Regions from separate parts of the Homo sapiens genome. Here region 1 is linked to region 2. Evidence: chromatin loops called from intact Hi-C (ENCODE). Cell type or tissue: prostate gland. All regions are shown on one strand.

Region 1 (8,000 bases), 87 kb after region 2:
CTCCACTTAATGGTTACATAAATGGAACCCCTGTCCTGGCTGGCCCACATCATTGTGGCCTCTTCCCATCCACTCTCCAAGCAGCAGAGTCATCTTTTCTAAAAACAGTTCTGATTAGGTTACCTCCAATCCCCACTTCTGCACCTTTCCACCAATAAAAACCTAACATTATTCCCTTAGGAGAGAATCCCCAACTACTTTTACAAGACTTGTGAGGGCCTTCGGGGTCCAGGGTCTCACCAGCTTTCCTTGCCTCACTGGCGGCCCCTGCATAGTGCCCCAAGCTCCGGTGTAGATGGTTCCCCCTGCCTGGAACACTGTCTCAACCCCTCTCACCACATTCTCTCCATTTCATCCTTTAGACCTTTGTTCAAATGTCCTTTGCCTGGGGTTCTGCTGAGAGCCTGGCCAGGCCCCATGTCCGTGTCATGGGCACCTCTCACTGGGCCCCAGCTCTGTGTCATGGACACTTCTTACCTGGCTCCATCTGCCTGTCATGGGTGCTTCTAACCGGGTACATCTCCCTTTTCGCATTTGCCTCAGAAGCAGTTTCACAGTTGTCTGTGAGATGAGTGGATTCCTTTGTGTTTCCATAAATTCTAAATTTGATGTGGTAGAGACCGTGTCTGTTTTGTGCCTGGCACACAGCAGATATTCGGTAGGTGCTTTATTGAGCAAATAAACAAACACCCATCTTTTCCATCTCCACGTTAGTTCTTCCAAAGTAGAGACCACCTCCTGTTCATCTTTGTCTTCCTGTCTTAGAGATTTCTTCACTAAATCCCATTCTTTGATAGAAGAAGGAAGTGGAAGAATTACCAGGACTTACACATAGGAGGCTTTCACTCACTGAACCGTTTAATCACAAGGGCGGTGCCAAGACTTCTGCTCCCCACTCTGGGGCCTCAGGGCCACTCAGCCATGTGCAGACAGTGCTTCAGCAACGCCTGTTTTCTTCACTCTTTAGGGAGTTTATGATTGTTTAAGATTGAGTGCTTACAGTGAGTAAAAGCGATCTGGACAAAAAATCTTCCCATAAAAGAACAGAATGTATGCTGGATTTCTTTCTCTCTTGTTTTATGGGTTAGATTTCTTTTCTTTTTTTATTTTAAAACAGAGTCTCTGTCTCCCAGGCTGGAGTGCAGTGGCACCATCACAACTCACTGTGGCTTTGACCTCCTGGGCTCAAATGATCCTCCCACCTCAGTCTACTGAGTAGTCGGTGTGCACCACCATGCCTGACTAATTTTTGTATTTTTTGAAGAGACAGAGTCTTGACATGTTGCCCAGGCTGGTCTTGAACTCCTGGTTTCAAGCAATCTGCCCTCCTTGGCCTCCCAAAGTGCTGGGATTACAGGTGTGAGCCACCGCGCCCTGCCTGGGTTAGCTTTCTAATGGAGGGTTGCTTATTTGCGATTTGGGAGCTTTGCTACAAATGTTTATTGAGTGTCCTCTATGTGGCAGGCACTTATGAAGGACAGAGGGGGAAGTAGGTGAGGATAGGGAGTTGAGGGCGAGACAAAGGGAAGTGATGCTTTTTGAAAGTCCAGGCTATTGTGCAGTAGATCCCAGTGATGAGCTCTCAGAAAATCAGTGTCAGTGACTGTAACTTACTTTTCGCTATGGTCAAAAGTTTGTCTGAAGGCCTTGCCCTGTGTGGGACACTCAGGCTCAGAACACTTGCTTGGATCTGGCTGATGCAATCCCAAGAAACTCCAGTCAGCGTTCTCTCCCTTTGAGCCAGTGCCTTCACTTCCCCGAGCCTGTCTCCCTCATGTTTCCATCAGACACAAAGGACCGGTCTGTCGATACTCCTGTCTGTCAGTGACAAGCAATTGGTACCCGAGCCTGGGGTGGGACTTCTGATCTCAGCTTGGGGCTTGTTGATGAAGTGAGGACTGCTGTTCTCTCGGAGCACCACCAGGACGCCTCTCAGATCACTGTTTGAGCCCAGTAAAGGGACGAATCGTGCTCATGTTTATTCTGCAATTTCAAAGGCTGCCATCTAATGTTTAAGAGTGCAGAGACTTTAAATGAACAAACGGTTTGGTGGAAAATAAGAGATGCACATTGCCATGATTTGCTACCTGGTAGATGGACTTTATTTTATGTGGTTAAGGTGCAGAGCTTAGAAGGCTCTTCAAGTACAGGTAAGATTTGGAAAGTCACCACTAGGCTCTAAATTTGGGGAGCAGTGCCTTATGCTAATGATGTTTTTTGTAAAAAGATGGTCTCCTCTTCATCACCAGATTGTCCCTTAAATTAGCTAAAGCCCCGAGGCCTTAAATTAAAAGCAAGAAATTACAATGTAGCAGATTGAATTTAGGTTTATGTGCCGCGTGTGAAATATATGAGTGGCTTTTGAAAGCATAATTGTAAATGAACAGTGGGTTCCTTATGCACAGGCAGCATCCCCTGAATGTCTGGCTATTTGCATTGAAAGCCCACTTTCCACCCAGTTAGTGCCCCCACACCCACCCTCCCTTCCCCATCGCCATGACGCAAGCCAGACTGCACTGTCACGACCACACTGAAGCCTATGCTGACGCCATCATATCTGCTGGAACCTGCTCCCAAATTGCTCTCTCTGTTTAACCTGGTCAAGGCAGATCCAGCTTTTTGGGGTCCCCTCCCCTTCTTGGCCATTAACAAGCAAGATATCCAAGAAGGAGTGAACACCGAACTCTTTATCACTCCTGGGCTTGAGAATCTTCCTTTTTTTCTTTGCTTGGGCCTGAGGGTGCCTAGGAGGCAACATAAAATCTTGCTTTTGTTTCATTTATAATTGGTGAGTCTGTGCTCTCTGGGCAAAGGCCAGCGCATTCTTGGAAGGGGTTTTTAACGCTGGATGCACATTAGAATAAGCTAAGGAGATTTCAAAAATGCCGATGCCCGGGTCCTGAGCCATAGAGATTTCAATTTAATAGGTCTGGGATGGGGCCTGACTGTTGAGGTGTGTGTGTGTGTGTGTGTGTGTATGTGTGTGTGTGTGTGTTTATGTGTGTACAAGCTTTCCAGCCCATTGTAATGGTCGGCCAGAGTTAAGAACTACTTATTTGGAAGAAAAAGTTGTCCATTTTCACTGTTACTGTTAGGCAGATTTTCTTTAATCAGATTAAAACCATGTGATAGCAGACAATGCAAAATTAGCTGTGCAGAGAGAGGGATTTAAAGGATCCAGGCATTTATGACAAAATCAGCCATGATCCTTTTTTTACTGTACTCAAAATAAGACATGTAGAAAAAGCTGAGCCTTACAGGAGACAGATACAGTGTCCTTGGGCTTGGGTAGGGCTAGAAAGTAAGCAGCTTCAGGGCCAGGTGCAGTAGCTCACGCCTGTAATCCCAGAACTTTGGGAGGCCAAGGCAGGCAGATCACTTCAGGTCAGGAGTTCGAGGCCCGCCTGGCCAACATGGTGAAACCCCATCTCTATTAAAAATACAAAAATTAGCCAGGTGCGGTGGCAAGCGCCTGTAATCCCAGCTTCTTGGGAGGTTAAGGCAGGAGAATTGCTTGAACCCTGGAGCCGGAAGTTGCAGTGAGCTGAGATCATGCCACTGCACTCCAGACTGGGTGACAGAGACTCCAAAAATAAAAAAAGAAAAAGAGAAAAAGAAATAGAAAGCAAGCAAGCAGCTTCAGAGTGGGAGGCTGTAGACGTCGCCAACCTTTCCTTGAAATCAGGTTTATGCACTCATTTATTAACTCATTCATTCATACATTGCCTCTTTATTAAGTACCTCTTTGGTACAAACACTTCGGTAGGCTTGGGTGCAAAGGTGAATGTCTTCCAGATAGGAATTCTAAAAGAGTTGGAAACTCAGGAGATTAGGGTTAATTTTCGTAATCACAGATACTTGACTTTTCACCCGGCCTCCCATTCCTTTGTCAATGCCAGAAGCCAGTGTCTGCTCTCGAGCTTCCCGGCGCGGTGTGAGGGGGGAGGAGATGGCAGCACCCCCACTTTCTGCCTCACCACTTGCCGAGTCTTGCCGCTGACATTTTCTCTGGTACATTTTCGTATGACGCCGAGCAGCATATGGCACCTCTTTGTCAGACACATTATCTCAAGCACGTCCTCACTCCCATCCTGCCTGACTCATTTGGGGATTACAGAAAGTTCGTAGGAACAGACAGGGGTGCAGAGGCAGGAGAAACATTGTAGAATTTGTGAAGATTGAGTACTGGAATACACTTTTTTTTTTTTTAAAGCAACAGAAAAAGTACAGATCTCATGGTATAGCTTCACAATACCCTTCCTCGGATGGCTGGGAAGGAATCATTATACTCATTTTAACAATCAGGAATCTGAGACTTAGAGAAGTTGACTGTCAAGCATTTCTACCTGGATGCCTCTTCCTGGGGGTGGAGGATGTACATCTCTAAGATTGGCACCTGGAAAGACTTCTTATTCCAGTTTCAGGCTCCGCTCTGCAGAGACGCCAGAGCAGCCTACAGTCCCGTCTCCGCCGGCTAACCAGACATGACCACAAGGGGGCACCAAAGAGTTTTCATTACTTCCGCAGGTCTTGCTTTGCCTGCTTTTTCTGCGGTGTGGTGGCACATAGGTGCACAATGAAAAGAAAACAGTGTGAACTTAGAAGAACGGACGATGTTGGAAGACAAAGCTTAAGCCCCAGGTAGAAAACTGTGACTAGCAGTGGTGGCGATGACCCTAATTTTTCCATTGATCAGGGGGGTGGGGAAGTGTCGCAAGGTGGGGTAAACTTCAGATCCCTATCAGGACCCTGAGGTGCCATATGAATGTTTTCATTTTTCTTCGAGAAAGCAAAGGAAGATGGAGACTAATGCATATTAAGCAGGCATTTGTTTAATCAGTCCTTCACGGAGTGTGTGGCAGGACGTCAAGTATGGAAGGTAGGCTGAGGCTTAGTAGGACCTCGGTAGGACTGTGGAGGTCACGGAAGGGGGTCTGGGTTTTATTCCAAGTACCATGAGGAGTCCAAGCCCGCGGGTAGTGTGACCTGTCTTACCTTGGGATGCTCTGTGAGGAACAGGCCATGGAGCACAGGTGTGGGTGCAGTAGAGGGAGGGGCCATTGCAAAGTCCAGAGAGCCTAGAGTGGCCTTGGTGGAGATGGAACGAAGCAAATGGACTTAGGACATCACTGGAGTTGGGACTGGCAGGGCTACTAGTGGACTGATACCGGCAATGTGAGTGAGAAAGGGGGGAATCAAGAGACCCTCAGGTTTGGGGTGTGGATGGTGGTGAGACTGAATGAGAGGAGAAGGGTTGTGGGAGGACCAGGCTCAGAAGGGAACTGGCATCTCTTTCGGCCATGGCAAGTGTGTGATGCTGCAGGCTCCCACCTGGGGAGGCCTGGCGGGCAGCTGGATTTACAAGTCAGAGCTCAGGGGAGAGGCCAGGGCTACAGGTAGGAATTTGGCACTTTCATTTTTTTTTTTCATTTAATACTCACATCAGCCCTATGTTTCAGATATTGTTGCTCCCATTTCATAGACAGGGAAGCTGAGACTTAGGAAAGAGGAGGTAACGTGGCTCCAAAGTAGTAGAGCTGAAATTTAAACTGGGTCTGTGTGATTCAGTCGCTGTTTCCAAGGTGTCTCCCACATTCTTAACTGATTACCATTAGGGAAAAATCTACGTCTTATCCTGCCTCATACAGGCATTCATTAAGTATTGGTCATCCCTGGTTACACCACTATACTTTAGCCTTCCTTCCCTCAAGAAAAAAAAAGCATTAGTCAACCCAAATGTCTAGTTCTTTAAAAAAAATCATTTTAACCCAACAGATCTTGTTTTTTTTCCCAACTAAATAATAGATTATCTGAGGGAAGAAAAAAAATCATGCCTTCATATGTGCAGATCCCAGGCAGCATATGGTAGAGCACCTCACACCCAGGCAGGGAGGCCAGTGAGGTCACCCACTGAGTGCCAGCCACCGTCATAGCGGCTGCCAGGAGTGCAGTGCAGGAAAGAATACTGAGCTAGGAGAATGTGCTGAGATCCATGAGTGATGTCTGTTTCAGGCACTGGAGGGGTGAGAGGCAGCCTTTGAATCCTATATTTGCCATTCCTGAGACAGATCCTTCAGTCAAAGGAGAAATCAGGGCTCCAATAAGAACCTGATCAATAAGACCCTCCCCATTCACAACTCACCAGCCAATGGAGACTCCACAGCAAGGGCTTGAGGTCTTCCTTTCATAATTACTCAGAACCCAATGAAACCAGGGGAGTGCAGAGGCTCAATTAGCGGGAGTTATGGGTGAGTCAGCCTCCCCTGCACCTGCTGTGAGGATGGGCCTTCAGGGCAGACCCGTCTTGAGCGATTGTAGGTGCTGGCTACAAACCACTCTCCAGGAGTTGCTGAGGCAGCTGCAGGAACAGAGAGCAGCTCCCCAGAAGGGGAGACCCGAGAGGGAGGCAGAGGGCTATGAGTGAGCTGGTCCATGGCTGGCTGGAAGTGGAAGGCATGAGGGAGACTGGTAGGGCATGCTCAGATCACCCTGGGTTTTGTTCCTAAGCTGTTCTGGAGGAGAGCTGATATGATGAGAGGCTGAAGGAAAACTGCTCACTGTGCTCACTGCTTGTCTCCTGGAATCTGGAACTGACCCCTCAGGGGAGGGTGACTGGAGGGCCTCCTCCAGCCTGCTGAGAACACAGACAGGTACTCCTTGGTGCCACCTGGGTGATGGGTTAATGGGCACACTCTCAACAAGGGTAGGAGCTGTTTTGGACACCTGAACATCAGATGGGGCTGTCATCAGTTTGGAGAAAGCAGGTGATATGGTTTGGCTGTGTCCTCACCCAAATCTCATCTTGAATTGTAGCTCCCATAATTCCCTTGTGTTGTGGGAGGGACCCGGTGAGAGATAATTGCATCATGGGGGCAGTTTCCCCCATACTGTTCTCGTGGTAGTGAATAAATCTCACGAGATCTGATGGTTTTATAAGGGGAAACCCCTTTCACTTGGTTCTCATTCTCTGCTTGCCTGCCACCATGTAAAACATTCCTTTCCCTTTCTGCCGTGATTGTCAGGCCTCCCTAGCCATGTGGAACTGTGAGTCCATTAAACCTGTTTTTCTTTATAAATACCCAGTCTCAGGTATGTCTTTATCAGCAGCATGAAAATGGACTAATACAGCAGGGGTGCAGGACTGGCCCCTGGGATTCCAGAGATGGTTGCCATGCCTCCCAGTCAGAGGATTCTGGGTAATGGGGATGCAGGCATGGAGCTGGAGGTATCAACAAAGGCAGAAAAGCCCTAGTTAGAGGGCACAGAGGCCAGAAACTCCTTAGACACTTAATCTCATTATGGGCTAACAATTAGGAGGAGAGGGGGTTTTTTGGGAAGAGGGCCCTGGCTGGAGGGAGAAGAGGATGATCAGAGAGAGGTCTATAGGAGATAGGTGTCCATTCATCAGGAAGTCACCCAGGGAAGGAAACTTTAGACAGACAGAATCTGGGAGAAGTTTCCTAGGCTCTTTCTGTTTGCAATGTTGGGCTGGTGATTTTCCTTTGCCTTGTGTTAACTTTGCTGATGGGGCTGTTAAAAAAAACCCCAGCAAGAAACCACCTTGTTTATCCTGAGAACACTCAGTAGGACACAAGCAAGGAGCAAAGCTGTGGGAAGTGGGAATTGGAGTCCAGGGTACAATCTGAATGCAAGGGAGAGGACCTGTAGTGGGGTTCCAGAGTGGAGAGTAGAGCCATGGGCAGCTTCTAGAAAGGTGAGAAGGTTGGTGTGTCCTCTGCAAATACCTAGGAGGGCTGTCTTCTCTTTCCATTTATGGTCACCTTGATACAAGCTGGTTTGCGCCCACCTCAGTGGGTCAGTGATGGAGACTGAAGAGGGAGCAGAGACACTCTGCATCTGAAAGATGACTTGGGGATGTCAAAGAGCCATCTTGCAGCCACATCTAGATGTCTACTGCTCTCAAAAGAATGGGAGCAGCAAACATCACAGCAAATGGCATTTTTTCAAGAGAAAGTCATCTCCATTACTGCTAACTGGGG
Region 2 (8,000 bases):
TCTCCCTGGGGTCTGATTGCCAGGGAATTATGCAATGTCCAGTCTCAGGGTGAGTGGAGCCCTAGCATGATTTCCAAGAAGACCAAGGCCTTCATAGCTGGAAAAAACACACATAAATCTCCCCACATGTCACTCATAGGCCAGTGAGAACACGACTGAGAACTTCTCATCAGGGCCATTCATCTAAGGCACCAGCTGTGGGGATATGATGCCATCTCTCTTGATGAAGACAGGAGCTCAGAGGGCATAATCATCTTGACTTCTTCTTGTGGCATCATTCTAAGGACTTCAGGGGACCCTATGGGACCCTGCAGGACTCGTTCTGATTGTCTTCTCACAAAATAATGGACCCATGGAGAGAGTAAGCGTTTAGCTGGGAAAGTAGCTAAGTATGTGGCTCTAGGCAAAATGTTGCAGATGCCCATGGGGCCAGGCAAACCATGTACATGAGGGATAGCAATGGGGAATGGTGGGGACTGTGGCAAACTGAACACCGCCTGCCTCAACTAAAAGAGGCATGCACTACTGAGTACCAGCCTATTTGTTGTTGACACAGAGGAAGGAGGGCCCAGGGTAACCTGATTTGTGACTTTTCAGGAGGGACCAGAAGTCTGGACTTCTTAAAATATAAAATCTGATTTAAAAAATATTGGCCCTATTAAAATATGAAACCTTGAGTTGGTCAGACCCAATTTCTTGTGTGACTTGCACTCAGACTGTTCTAGAACTCAATGCAGTTTCTGCTCTGGACACCTGGACGAATCTGGGCAAGGTGATAGGGACAGGGAGCAGGGGCGAAGGATGCTAAGTGCTGACACGCACTCAGCCCATTCCCTGGTGCTTCCTCTTCTGCCTCACCCCTTCAACAACTTTCCCATAAAGGAAAAAAAATTATACCGGAAGAATGCTGTGGGGTTTCTGTTGTCAGAGTAGAGGGGTACGTTTAATGCTGTTGGAATTAAATCCATCCTACTCAGCTAGCAAAGGGCTAGGAGGCATCATGATGTAGGACCAGACACAGGATTAAAAAAAAGCTACTCATGCAACCAGAAAAAATGAACAAGCAACCCCACTAAAAAGTGGGCAAAGGATTGAAGAGACATTTTTCAAAAGAAGATCTATAAGTGGCCAACAAATATATGAAAAAAATGCTCATATCACTAATCACAGAAATGCAAATAAAAAACACAATGAGATACTATCTCACACCAGTCAGAATGTCTATTATTAAAAAGTCAAAAAAACCAAACAAACCAGATGTTGGTAAGAATATGGAGAATAGGGAACGTTTATACACTGTTGGTGGGAAGGTAAATTAGTTCAACTCTTATGGAAAATAGTAGGGAGATTTCTCAAAGAACTAACAGTAGAACTACCATGAGATCCAGCAGTCCCACTACTGGGTATCTACCTAAGGGAAAATAAATCATTATATCAAAAACGTACCTGCATTCGTATGTTTAACACAGCACAACTCACAATAGCAAAGTCATGGAATCAACCTGTGTTCATCAATGGAGGACTGGATTTAAAATGTGGTATATGTACATCATAGAATGCTATACAGCCATATGAAAGAATGAAATCATGTCTTTTGTAGCAACTTGAATGGAATAGAGGCCATTATCCTAAGTGTTCTCATTTATAAGTGGGAGCTAAACAATAGGTACACATGGACATATAGAGTAGAATAGTAGACACTGGAGACTCCAAAAGGTGGGAAGGTGGTGGGAGCGGTGAGGGATGAAATGCTACCTATTGGGTACAATGTGCACTATTTGGGTGACAGGTACCCTGAAAGCCCTGAGTTCACCACTATGCAATATATCCACCTAACACAAGTGCACTTGTATCACTTAAATCTATTTTTTAAAAATGAAAAACATAGAAAAAAGAAAAAGGCAAAAGCAATATGAGAAAAGTAGTTACTGCTTATTGAGTGCTTACTATATGCCAGGCATTATATATTAGGTCATTTAAGCCTGGCAATGACCATATGGTATAGATTTTTTTTTTCTTTTTTGAGACAGGGTCTGATATGGTTAGGCTTTGTGTCCCCACCCAAATCTCATCTTGAATTATAATCCCCATGTGTCAAGAGAGAGACCAGGTGAAGGTAATTGAATCATGGGGGCAGTTTCTCCCATGTGTTCTCATGACAGTGAGCTCTTATGAGATCTGATGGTTTTATAAGGGGCTCTTCTCCCTTTGCTGGGCACTTCTCCTTACTGCTGCCTTGTGAAGAAGGTGCCTTGCTTCCCCTTCACCTTCCACCGTGATTGTAAGTTTCTGAGGCCTCCCCAGCCATGCTGAACTGTGAGTCAATTAAACCTCTTCCCTTTATAAATTACCCAGTCTCAGGCAGTTCTTTATAAAGTATGAAAATGGACTAATACAGGGTCTCACTCTGTCACTCACGCTGGAGTGTAGTGGCTCAATCATGGCTCACTGCAGCCTCAACTTCCCAGGCTCAAGTGATTCTCTTGTCTCAGCCTCCCAAGTAGCTGGGACTACAGGTGCATGCTACCCGTATTTTTTTTTTTTTTATCGTAAAGACAGGGTTTCACCAGGTTGCCAAGGCAGTCTCGATCTTCTGAGCTCAAGCAATCCACCTGCCTCAGCCTCCCAAGGTGCCGGGATTACAGGTATGAGCCATGGTGTGGACGTGGCATATATTTTATTCTTCTTTTTTTTTTTTTTTTTTTGAGATGGAGTCTCACTCTGTCACCCAGGCTGGAGTGCAGTGGCACAATCTTGGCTCACTACAAGCTCTGCCTCCTGGGTTCACGCCATTCTCCTGCCTCAGCCTCTTGAGTAGCTGGGACTACAGGTGCCCACCACCATGTCCAGCTAATTTTTTATATTTTTAGTAGAGATAGGGTTTCACCATGTTAGCCAGTATGGTCTCGATCTCCTGACCTCGTGACTGGCCCACCTCGGCCTCCCAAAGTGCTGGGATTACAAGCATGAGGTACCACGCCCAGCCTTATTATTCTTTTTTTTTAAAAAATGGGTAGAGAAATTAAAGCTCAAAGAAGTTAAATAACTTGTTCAAGGACACACAGTAAGTGGCAGATATGCAGGCACACACAAACCACATACGCTCTACATACAGACACATAAAACTTTCAAAAGCTGTTCTATTTTGGTTTCCAGGCCCCCTATAAAAAAGCTATTTTCATGTCTTGCACAGTTTTTCATTAGTGATTACCATCTTGGATGAGCTCACCTTTCCCATGAACTGCAGTTTACTGGCTTGGCAAAGGTATCTGCCAGTTTGGTTGTGGCTTTATTCCTGTCTCAGCTCCCAGACAAGAAGTGCTCAGACTGGGAAACAACCCAGCCCGTCTTTGTGGCAGCCAGAAAGCTGGCAGCAAGTGAGGAGTGAACAGGGAACAAAAGTACAAAAGTCTTGTCTTGTCTTTTCTCTCTTTCTTTCTTTCCTTTCCTTTCTTTTCTTCTCTTTTCCTTTCTTTCTTTCCTTTTCTTTCTTTTTCTTTCTTTGTCTTTCTTTCTTTCTTCTTTCTCTTTCTTTCCTCTTTCTTTCTTTCTTTCTCTCTCTCTCTCTTTCTTTCTTTCCTTATTTCTTCCTTTCTTTCTTTTCTTTCTTGGGTCTTGCTGTGTCACCCAGGCTGGATTGCAGTGGCGCGATCTCAGGTCACTGCAGCCTCAACCTCCCTGGCTCAAGCAATCCTCCCACCTCACCCTTCCATGTAGCCAAGACCACAGCTGTGCACCATCATGCCCAGCTAGTTTTTATTTATTTTTTTGTAGAGATGGGGGTCTCATTATATTGCCCAGCATGGTGTTGAACTCATGGGCTCAAGCGATTCTCCCATTTGAGCCTCCCAAAGTGCTGGGATTACAGGCATGAGCCACCGCACCCGGATAAGTCATCTCTTCATTTCTGCCCTTTTTTTTTGGGCCTAGGCCAGGCCTTCTGCTCTTATTCCTTTCCCTTCCCCCACTGATAAAATGGGATAGGCCTGCTCTGTCGCTTCCTCAGCCTCAGCTGCAAGCCTCTGTGTATGATCTGGAGCTCAAGAGAGAATGTCTGTCATATTTTTGCAAAGGAGGTACTTTTTTTTTAAAGCAAAACCAATTTATCTTAGAAAGCATGTATTTGCTGGGAACAGAAGTTGCCCAGAGTTAGCTTAGGTAAGGAAGAGTATTCTAAGGTTATGGACCTGCTGGAATCTAAATAAAATCTGGCCATTTAAGCCACAGGAACGATGGGGATCAGGCTACTCCTAGGACAGCAGTAGCAGCAGGGTTCCTGACCTTGGCATTGGAGCTTTGCCATTAACTCCACAGCTAAACTCTACATGTTAATGTTTTATCGGCTCTGCTCCCATCTCAAAGATTCCATCTCAAATTCCTGGGAGAGGCACATCAAAGGCCATCACATTGGGCCCGATGGCCATCACTGATTGATTGAATTAGCTGTGGACAGGGGCCCCCAAAATGTATGGTGCTCCTTATCATTTTACTGCAATGTTATTCCTACAGCTAAGAGTAGATCAGAATGCCCAGAATGAGTGAAGGCACCCAGAAACATCAGGCATTTTTTTTTTCCTGATAAAACTTGAATATCTTTGGAGTTTCTTTTTCTAGTGGTTGGACCCAAATGTCTCTGCTCTAAATTTTTTAAAACTTTAAATTTTTTAAATTTAATTTTTTATCACAATATATACTTGCTTGTGCTGATGGCAAATGATACCCTCTCCTTGGGACAAAATAACAACAGAAAAGAACCTGGGAAGAAATCAGAGGGGAGAGCGTCAGGTTTCTAACCCGTTAAGGGGAGAAGACATCAGGGTCTAAATCTTAACTCAGACACTGGACTGTCCTAATTCATTTTGGCAAAAATGATGACAGAGATATAGAATGCAAGACATCTTTGTAGCAAACCTCTGAATCTGGAATAGTAACACCCTGAAATGAAGTAGGTGAGAGCGCCCAGGACAGTGACTGGCACATAATAGAAGCTCAGTTAGTGATAATATTGATTGTGATGTTAACTCCTGAAGGCAGGGATCACCATATACCTAGGCCTAAGTGCAAAATAAGGTTGTTAACTGAATAGCTGATGTTGCACCATGGCCCAGTGAGAGCAGAAAATGCATCGCATAGGAGGGACTTGGTGAAAAAAAGAGAGACAGCCTGGATGGAAAGAAAAAGAGCTGGAGAGAAATGAACTTGGCACCTTTTAGAAGACACTAGAGATGCCATTGCAGACTAATTACTATTATTACACTGGGGGTGATGTGTGGGCACCTGTTTTTTTTTTTAACTTAGTGTTTTACTGAGGTAAAATACACATACATGCCATCTTTACTATTTTTAAGTGTACAGTTAATGGTAATATGTACATTTATATTCTATTTTTTCCCTTCATCCCTCCTCCCCTCTACCCTTCCCGGCCTGTAGTACCCACCAATCTACACACTATCTTCAAGAGATCCACTTTTTATTTTATTTTAATTAATTAATTAATTTATTTATTTATTTAGATAAAGTCTTTCTCTGTCACCCAGGCTGGAGTGCAGCGGTGCAACCTCGGCTCACTGCAGCCTCTGCCTCCTGGGTTCAAGTGATTCTCCTGCCTCAGCCTCCTGAGCAGCTGGGACTACAGGTACCCACCACCATGCCCAGCTAATTTTTGTATTTTTAGTAGAGATGGGGTTTCACCATGTTGGCCAGTATGGTTTTGAACTCCTGACCTCAGGTGATCTGCCAGCTTCAGCCTCCCAAAGTGCTGGGATTACAGGGGTGAGCCACCATGCCCAGCAAGAGATCCCCTTTTTAAACTCCCACATATGAGTTAGAACGTGCAATATTTGTCTCTCTGTGCTTAGTTTATTTCACTTAACATAATGACCTTCAGTTCTATCCATGTTACTGCAAATGACAGGATTTCATTCTTTTTTATGGCTGAATAATATTCCATTCTGTATATATACCTCTTTTTTTAATCCATTCATCCATTGATAGGCACTTAGGTTGAATCCATATTTTGGCTATTGTGACTAGAACTGCAATAAACATGGGAGTGCAGATATCTCTTTGATATGCTAATTTCCTGTCTTTTGGATACACAGCCAGTAGTGGAATTGCTGGATCATATAGTAATTCTATTTTTAGCTTTTTGAGGAAATGCCATACTGTTCTCCACAGTGATTGTACTAATTTACATTTCCACCAACAGTGTATGGGTTCCCCTCTTTCCACAACTTTGCCAGCATCTGTTATTGCCTCTTTTTGATATAAGCCATTTTAACTAGGGTGAGATGATATCTCATTGTGGTTTTGATTTGCATTTCCATGATGATTAGTGATGTTGAGCATTTTTTCATATGCTTTTTGGCCATTTGTGTATCTTCTTTGGAGAAATGTCTGTTCAGATCTTTTGCCCATTTTTTAATCAGATTATTTGGTTGTTTGCTATTGAATTCTTTGAGCTCCTTATAAATTTTGGATACAGCCATGGATAAGAACCACTGGTTTTAAAAATCATTCTGAATCTGCTCTAATTATGTCCATGAACTTCTAGGGGTTTGTGATTTTCCTGAACCTGGAGGTATTATGAGGAGACCACTTAAATATGGATTTACAAGTTGGCACCATGTAATTGGTCCATCATAATGATCAATGATCAGAAATGTTTTGGGGTGTTTGTGGAGTCCTGATAAGATAAGTAAGCAACAATGAGGAAGGGGACCCAGGTAGGGGGCGGTGGGGAACAATTATTCTGAGAGATGGCTGACCACAAACAACCCACTGGCACAACTTTCTTTTCCCAAATACCTCCCTCCATATGTGGCCCCAGCAGCATGACCTTCTCTGCACATAGCCCCTCCAGTGTGACCCTATTAAACTTCCCTGAAGCTCTTGCCTCTTTGCCAACAGCCCCTTCTCTGCTGCGCTGCCCATTGCTTCCTTGCAATGTACTTTCCCTCTAATAAACTTTTTTTCTTTAACTCACTACTATTTTGGTAAATTCTGTTACCACCCTTGACGCCAGCCCCAGTCAGTTGGCACCCAGAACAGTTTCTAGCTTCTGAGGGAGATGGGAGAAAGAGTGATGAATGATAGAAGGGCATCACTTATTGAACATGTGCCATGGCCCCAGCTGTGCCCAGGATCCAGTGTCTGTGACTGGTCAGTCCTTGCAACAAGCCTTGAAGTGAGTCCTATTATACAGATGAAAATTATTTATAGATGAGGAAATGGACGCTAATGTGGCTAAGTATGACTTGCAACATTGGCTTAGATCACCCCACCAATGTGGCTCATGTGAGAAGAGAGAGGTGGGGGGCTGTCTTGGGAGTCATTTTAAATGCAAAATAAATGATGATGGTGAGTTTGAAAAACCTCAATGTGTCTCTAAGTCCAGAGCTTAAGAAAAGCCCCAAAAAGTGCAAAATAGCCTTTTTACTGTAAGCCAAAAAGTATCTGAGACAGGTCTAAATCAATTGAGAAATTTATTTTGCCAACATTTAGGATCATGACCCATGACACAGCCTCAGGAGGTCCTGAGAACATATGCCCAAGGTGGTTGGGTTACAGGTTGATTTTATAAGTTTTAGGGAGACATAAGACATCAACCAATATATGTGAAGTATACATTGGTTTGGTCCCAAAAGATGAGCTATCTTGAAGGGGGATTGGGGGGAAGTTGAGGGTTGGTGCAGCTTCCTGGTCATAGGTGGATTAAAAGATTTTCTGACTGGCAATTTGTTAAAAGAGTTAGTTTATTATCTAAAGACCTAAAATCAATAGAAAGCAATGTCTGGGTTAAGATAAGGAGTTGTGGAGACCAAGGTTCTTATTACATAGATGAAGTCTCATAGGTGACTGTCACTTTACAGGCAATAGATAGCAAATGTTTCCTATTCAGATCTTTAAAAGGTGCTGGACTCTCAGCTAATCTCTTCAGGATCAGAAAAAGACCTGGAAAGGAAAGGGGATTCTCTACACAATGTAAGTTTCCTCCCCCA

The links. A loop is a pair of places that touch in the nucleus more often than their neighbours do. Peaks named below come from ENCODE experiments on the same cell type or tissue, not always from the same donor. Only the 100,000 strongest peaks of a DNase experiment are listed, where the experiment ranks them.
Region 1: it touches region 2 in a loop (4-fold over the local background); 1 of 110 quality-filtered maps calls a loop at or near these places.

What each region holds. Positions count from the first base shown.
Region 1 is chr10:104,576,486-104,584,485 of GRCh38, forward strand. The region is part of intron 1 of LOC105378464 (a long non-coding RNA gene); the gene reads left to right. Among named protein-coding and RNA genes, the nearest start is that of SORCS3, 61 kb to the right of the region's middle. In prostate gland, a CTCF peak has its summit at 4,465 (motif pointing right); a DNase peak (open chromatin) is centred at 4,496.
Region 2 is chr10:104,489,231-104,497,230 of GRCh38, forward strand. No RefSeq gene overlaps it. Among named protein-coding and RNA genes, the nearest start is that of LINC02620, 13 kb to the left of the region's middle. In prostate gland, no CTCF peak of the experiment used is centred here; a DNase peak (open chromatin) is centred at 3,311.